2 separate regions of the Homo sapiens genome follow, and region 2 is linked to region 1. A link is an interaction called in ENCODE POLR2A ChIA-PET data of the cell type or tissue named here. Cell type or tissue: HCT116. All regions are shown on one strand. Each heading gives the region's core, and the rest is flanking DNA. Links, peaks and the distances in the headings are about the cores only.

Region 1 (2,898 bases), core at 154-2,653:
CTCCTGAAGTGGAGAGGAGGCCACTGGTGGTAGGTGTGGGGGATGGGCAAGGCTCTAGAATTGGCCACCATGGGAATTCTTAGCATCTGTTGGCATTTCTGGGGAGAGCTCAGACCTCAAAGGTGACTGCCTCTCTCCCTGGAGTGGCCAAGGAGGAAAGGGAGGAAAGGGATCCTGGGGGACAGAGCCAGGGGAAGCTAAAGAGAAAATGTTCCAGTGGCCCTGTGAGGTGGCCCTTATACACAGTGGATATCCCTTGGGCCCCTTGGGCTGCTGGGCCCCAGTTCTCACCACCAGCAAGCTGCAGAAAGGTTGTGGTGGCCCCAGAGGAGACAGGAATCGTGGGCATGGCCCCATCTTGAGGAGAGGGAGTCCTCGAGGTTCTCGCCCAGCAGTGGCCTTTCACTGCCCAGGTTCTCGGGATTGGAGGAAGCAGGGTTTTCCTCGGGAAAGGAGGTGAGGCTTGACCTGCTTCCTCTTTCTCCATATTTCAAGTGAGGTTCACTCCAGCCTGAGACATGATGGCTGTCCCCACCTCCATCCCCAGCCCAGTCCCTCTGGCCCAGACACACCTTAGAGAGAGATGCCCTACTTCCACAGCTTACTTGGGGCTTGTCAGGTGGGCTGGGATTGGTAGGCAGGCCAGGGGCTGAGCCCTTCATGTGCCCAGGGATAGGCAGCTGGGATTGGCAGGCTATGGCTGGGAATCCGAGCGCAGGACTGGGTGAGGGTGGGTGGAGGGGGCCAGGCTCGAGCAGGTCTGAGAAAGGAAATGGAAGGACAGATAAGTGCTGACCTTGTCCTCCCAGGGCAGGGGAGTGGTGGGAGCAGAATAGGGGTATGGGTGAGGAGAGGAACCAGGGCTGCGGAGAAGGGGAGGGGGGCCAGGCAGGAGAGGGGGGCCTGCAGGGAGCCGTCTCAGGTCTCCTGCCAAAAATTAAACTATAAAAAAGCTGGAGGGGAGCGGCAGGGGAAGGAAGGAGAGAAAGGAGATGGGGAGGGAGGGAGGGACCAAACAGCCCCTCTGCACCAATAGCCCGGCAGGGGGACGTGAGTAATACATGGCTGGTTCAGAGGGAGTGAGATCAAAAGCCAGTAGATACAAGAGGTTTGTGCTTCACCGACCAGACAGCCAGAGGCTCAATGAGACCTTTGTTACTCAGGCCCAAGTCAGGGTTGAAGGAATACCTGGCTGCCCCGCCTGCCCAGCCCGCCCCCACCCCCACCCCCACCGTCCTCAGGGCTGGGGGAGGGGCCGGTCACAAGTGAGTCAAGTTGAGTTGGGTACAGCTCAGCCCTGGCCGGTGGTGGGCGGGCAGGGGGAGGGAGGAGGCCTGCCCTCGCTGGGGCGTGGAGCTTCTCGGGGTGAGTGGAGGAGTGAGTGGCTGCCTGGAAGGCAGGAAGTGGCTCTGCGGGGAATTGTGAGGCGGACTGCGAGGGAAAGGGGGCCTTGTTGAGTCCGCCAGGTGAGCAGCCCCTGGGACCCCCAGCCCCTGGCCCAGCATCCCTTGGGAGGGAGCTGAGGGCATTCTGCCTAGAGTCCATGGCTTTATGCAGGGCCTGGGTCTGGGGTTCTGGGGGCCCATGAGAGAGGAAGGAAAGGAGAACCAGAGGGGGTTGGGGCTGGGGCAGATGGCCCAAAGTTCAGGTGGGAGGCCGCAGGATGCCTGGTTGTTTGGCCCTGAAGGTTGGGCATGTCTGGAGTGTGTGGAGGGGCGTGCTGTGCTGTGCTGTGTGCTGTGTGCTGTGCTGTGCTGTGCTGTTGTTGGGGAATGCAGGATTCCTGTCCAGTGAAAACAGGTTGCTTCTACCAGGGTTGTGCAGGGAGCCAGCAAGTGTTGCCCTGGGGCTGAGGGTACAGTTGGGGTGGGAGAGGCAGCTACTCCCTGGCAGAGGCAGGGCCTGATCTGGGCCTGGGGCCTCTTACCATCTTCTTGGGGGCCCCTGGGAGAGGTCTGAGGCCCCTGGGGCTTTCCTGAGCCTGGGCTAGCAGGAGCCCTAGAAGCCCACTTCTCTGAAGCTGATGCCTGCAGCTGACCCGTCATGGGAGCGGGTGGGGAAATAGCACTTGTGATTAGAACACACCTTTTCCAGGGCCCTGAGACCTTGGTTCGCCTTAACTCAGCTCTTCAATCCAGTCCTAGAGATGTCTGTGCTAACCCCCATGTCCTGCCAATGAGAGCGGCAGGGCACTGCGCACCCCTCCCACAGCCTTGTCAGGGATGGCTCCAGAGTGAGCTGCCCTCAGCTTGGGGAGGTTTCAGCTGAAGCCCTCTTTCTGACTCCAACCAGGTCTGGAGACAGAGATCTCACTCTCCTCTAAACTATGCAAGAATGGGTGTTGTCGGTAACCACCCAGACTGGTCTGGGTAGGTTGGCCCAGCCCCCACCCCTGGGGGCACTCAAGAAACCTATTTAACCCCTCTAAACAAAGGGTAGGTCCTCATCGCTGCCCTCCTTTACCCAGACCCTCCTTTGCCCTCTGTGCTTCCAGTGGCTGGACTAGAAAGAGTTAAGCTTTGTAAAGAGGGAGCCTAACCTGGGGCCCCCCATCCTGGGTACTGGCAGCAGCAGCCTTGAAAAGATCCGGCCTTATTCTCTAGGGAAGGGGTAGTTAAGGACCCTGGGCAGGGGGCTGGAAGCTAATTAAGGGAATTTGAGGAGGTCCTTTATGGCCAGGAAGCCACCCCTCCTCATACCCTGGAGTGAGGACCATTGTGTGAGGCCTTTGTAGGGCAAGAACTGGAAACTCATTACTGGGATGGCTTTAGTGCAGGTGGTGGAAGATGGTGAGAGAATTTAACCTGGGGGGCCCAGTCCTGGAGGGAGGCAGTGTGGGTGGGTCTGGGGTCGGGGGTGCTGAGAAGGGGAGTGAGGGCTTCTCGGGTGCCCCAGCTT
Region 2 (2,898 bases), core at 317-2,816, 140 kb before region 1:
TTGAGGCCTTTACGCTCCTCTAGCAGCCCTTCCGTCTCTGCCACAGGATCTGTTAGGTGGAAGGTGGTCTCGAGGCTCAGAGGCCTTACCCAGACAGACTTCCTTCCCTGGGGAGGGATCAGCCACAAAACAGTGGCCGAAGGAGAGAAACACATTCCCTTCAGAATGGAAATGGAAAGACAAAAGACTTCTTTCATGCAGTAAAAATATGAAAGTCATAGCATAACTATGGTTCCAAAGGTCATGTCTTTCTTTGGCACAGAACATGGTCCCTGAGATCCATTTGTTCTTGCTTTCCCCTCTGTTCACTCTCTCAATGTTGGGGTGGCCCAGGATTCTCTTCTGGCTCTTCCATGTCCGCAGTGCCCTGCTCCACGTTTCACCTGCCTCTACAGCAGGCATGCTTGTATCTATCCCTCTAGCCATGAGCTGTGTCCAGGACTCCGGACTTGCACCTAAAGCTGCCCCTTGGATATAGTCAGTCCCTGGATGACTAACCATGTGGCCCAAACTAGACTCTTAATTTCCTCTGCCAATCCTACTCCTGCACACATCAAGTGAGGGCATCCCAGTCATGCAGTTGCTCAAGTCCTGTGTCTAAGGTCCTTGATTCCTCCTTTCCTTACCTCCCACACCTGGGTCAGCAACAAGTCCTGTCCACACCATCTCAAAAAACATGTTCGATCCTTGTACTGCTCCAGATCCATCCAGACCACCCCATCCCAGCCACCTCCCTCTTGCGCCTGGACTACAATAACAGACAGTCTGTGTTTGACTCTTGCCAGCTACAGTCTGTTCTTCCACACTGGAGTGCACTTTTAAAATGCAGTGCAAGTGGCTGGAGATGGTGGCTCCTGTCTAGTTCTACCACTTTGGTAGGCTGAGGCAGGAAGGATCGCTTGGGCCCAGGAGTTCAAGACCAGCCTGGGCAACATAGTGAGACCCTGTCTCTCTAAAAAAAACAATAATAAATTTTAAAAATGCAATGCAAGCTATGTTAGATGGAAATGTGAAACATCACGGGGCACCTGTATAAGTGTCGTTTACTTCATAGCATGAATAAATGTATCTGTGAGATGCAAAAAAATAAAAAGAAAAAAGAAAATGCAACGCAGACCTGCTTAAAACCTATTGGCTTCCTGCCCACTTAGAATAAAATTCAAAGCCCACCTTACAAAACCCTGAGGATGTAGCCCCTGTTTACTTCCCCATCCTCATCTTTTTCTGCTCCCGATCCCCCACCCTGCCTACCGTGCTCCCCCCAAGTTAGCCTCCTAGCCCCTAACCCAGGCCTTTGAACACGGGCCTTTGAACTTCAGCCAGGCCTGCTCACCTCCTGCCTTCAGGGGCTGGCACCTTCTTAATATTCAGTGTTCAACTTAGGAGCCTGGGACAGATGCCGGGGTTTGGAAGCCGCCACTCCTGCTCCTCTTCTTCCACCTGGCTACCCCATGTACAAACCACATGCATTTCCAGCCATGCCTCAAAGACCGTCACCCTGAAAATCCCTAAATTTGGGGAAGTTTGAAAGACACCCGAGTCTTATTTTAGCCTTGGTGATAGAAGACTAACCAGGACGAACTATCAGCTCCACCAACTCTCTTCCCACGCAGTGTGGCCCCTGCCTCAGCCAGTGACTCAGTCTGGTACTGAGCCTGCATCCCCACTGCCTACACCCTCACCCTCCATCTGTGCTGGGGCACACTGCCCTCCTCTGGCCGGCCGTAAGCTCCCTGGAAGCAAGAACCTTGTCTTCCAGAACTTGGCGGCCTGCAGTTTGCAGCAGGGCTTTGCACATAGCACAAACATACTAAGTCAGGAAGTAGCTGTTGAGCTCCAGGAGAATGCTGAGAACAGGGTGGCCATTAATTTAACCTAGAGAGGAATACTCGGAAGTAGTCACAGTGAATATGACACAGGCACTTCACATCTACACAGGAGAGGCTTGCTCAGGGCCACTCAGCTGCAGTTCCCAAACAGGGTGCCCACAAAAGCAGCTGGAAAGCTTCCAAAACAACCCAGAGGCCCAGGCTCTTCTCCATACCTCCTAAATTAGAATCTCTGGGGTAGGGGTCCATGATCCTATTTTCTCTTTCTTTTTTTTTTTTTTTTTTTTTGATTTGAAGTCTTGCTCTGTCTCTCAGGCTGGAGGGCAGTGGCACCATTTCAGCTCACTGCAACCTCTGCCTGCTAGGTTCAAGTGATTCTCCTGCCTCAGCCTCCTGAGTAGTTGGGATTACAGGCAGGCGCCACCACGCCCGGCTAATTTTTGTATTTTTAGTAGAGATGGGGTATCACCATGTTGGTCAGGCTGGTCTCGAACTCCTGACCTCATGATCCACCCGCCTCGGCCTCCCAAAGTTCTGGGATTACAGGTGTGAGCCACCGCGCCTGGCCTTTTCATGATCCTATTTTCAAAAAGCAGCTCCAGTGAATCTAATGTATTTGGGAGTCACTTGTTCTAGGACAGTGTTTTCCTGAGCTTGCTGGATGATGTAATTCCCCTGGGGTATTTGTTTAATTTATAGATTGCTATGCCTCCTCCTGGACATTCGGATTCACTCAGTCTGGGTTGGGCCCAGGAACCTGATTTTCCTTTTTAAAACCCAGCACTCCAGGTGAGTGTCTATGGGCAATGCCTAACATATGTGGATGCTTCAGACCTTTATTTTCCCAAACCCAGATTTCCACCCACTCTCCTCTGTCTTAGCAATTGGCCTTGTGTCTGACCTAGACAGGGAAGCCAGGGCTGGCCCCATGTCTGTGCCCTTCCTCTTCTGGAACCTTTCCCCTTTGACATCGTTTCGCCCCAACTCCATGGACAGGGGCCTTCCTCCTTGCTGAGCTTAGAGCCTCCTCCACTCCCGCTCTCCATCCCACCTCCCCTCTGTCAGGGCC

The links. ChIA-PET counts read pairs that join two places held together with the same protein. Peaks named below come from ENCODE experiments on the same cell type or tissue, not always from the same donor. Only the 100,000 strongest peaks of a DNase experiment are listed, where the experiment ranks them.
Region 2: POLR2A ChIA-PET joins it to region 1 with 5 read pairs; 4 of 35 experiments call an interaction of 5 or more read pairs at or near these places.

What each region holds. Positions count from the first base shown.
Region 1 is chr1:205,448,436-205,451,333 of GRCh38, reverse strand. The region is part of intron 1 of BLACAT1 (BLACAT1 overlapping LEMD1 locus); the gene reads left to right. It also overlaps a transcript of LEMD1 not described here. Among named protein-coding and RNA genes, the nearest start is that of MIR135B, 1.5 kb to the right of the region's middle. RefSeq lists a silencer at 1,142-1,351. In HCT116, for the core only: no CTCF peak of the experiment used is centred there; DNase peaks (open chromatin) are centred at 703 and 1,113; H3K4me3 peaks cover 2,455 bases; H3K27ac peaks cover 2,393 bases.
Region 2 is chr1:205,587,689-205,590,586 of GRCh38, reverse strand. All of the region lies in intron 6 of SLC60A1 (solute carrier family 60 member 1), which reads right to left. All of the region lies in intron 1 of LOC124904491 (a long non-coding RNA gene), which reads left to right. Among named protein-coding and RNA genes, the nearest start is that of SLC60A1-AS1, 20 kb to the right of the region's middle. In HCT116, for the core only: a CTCF peak has its summit at 1,714 (motif pointing left); no DNase peak of the experiment used is centred there.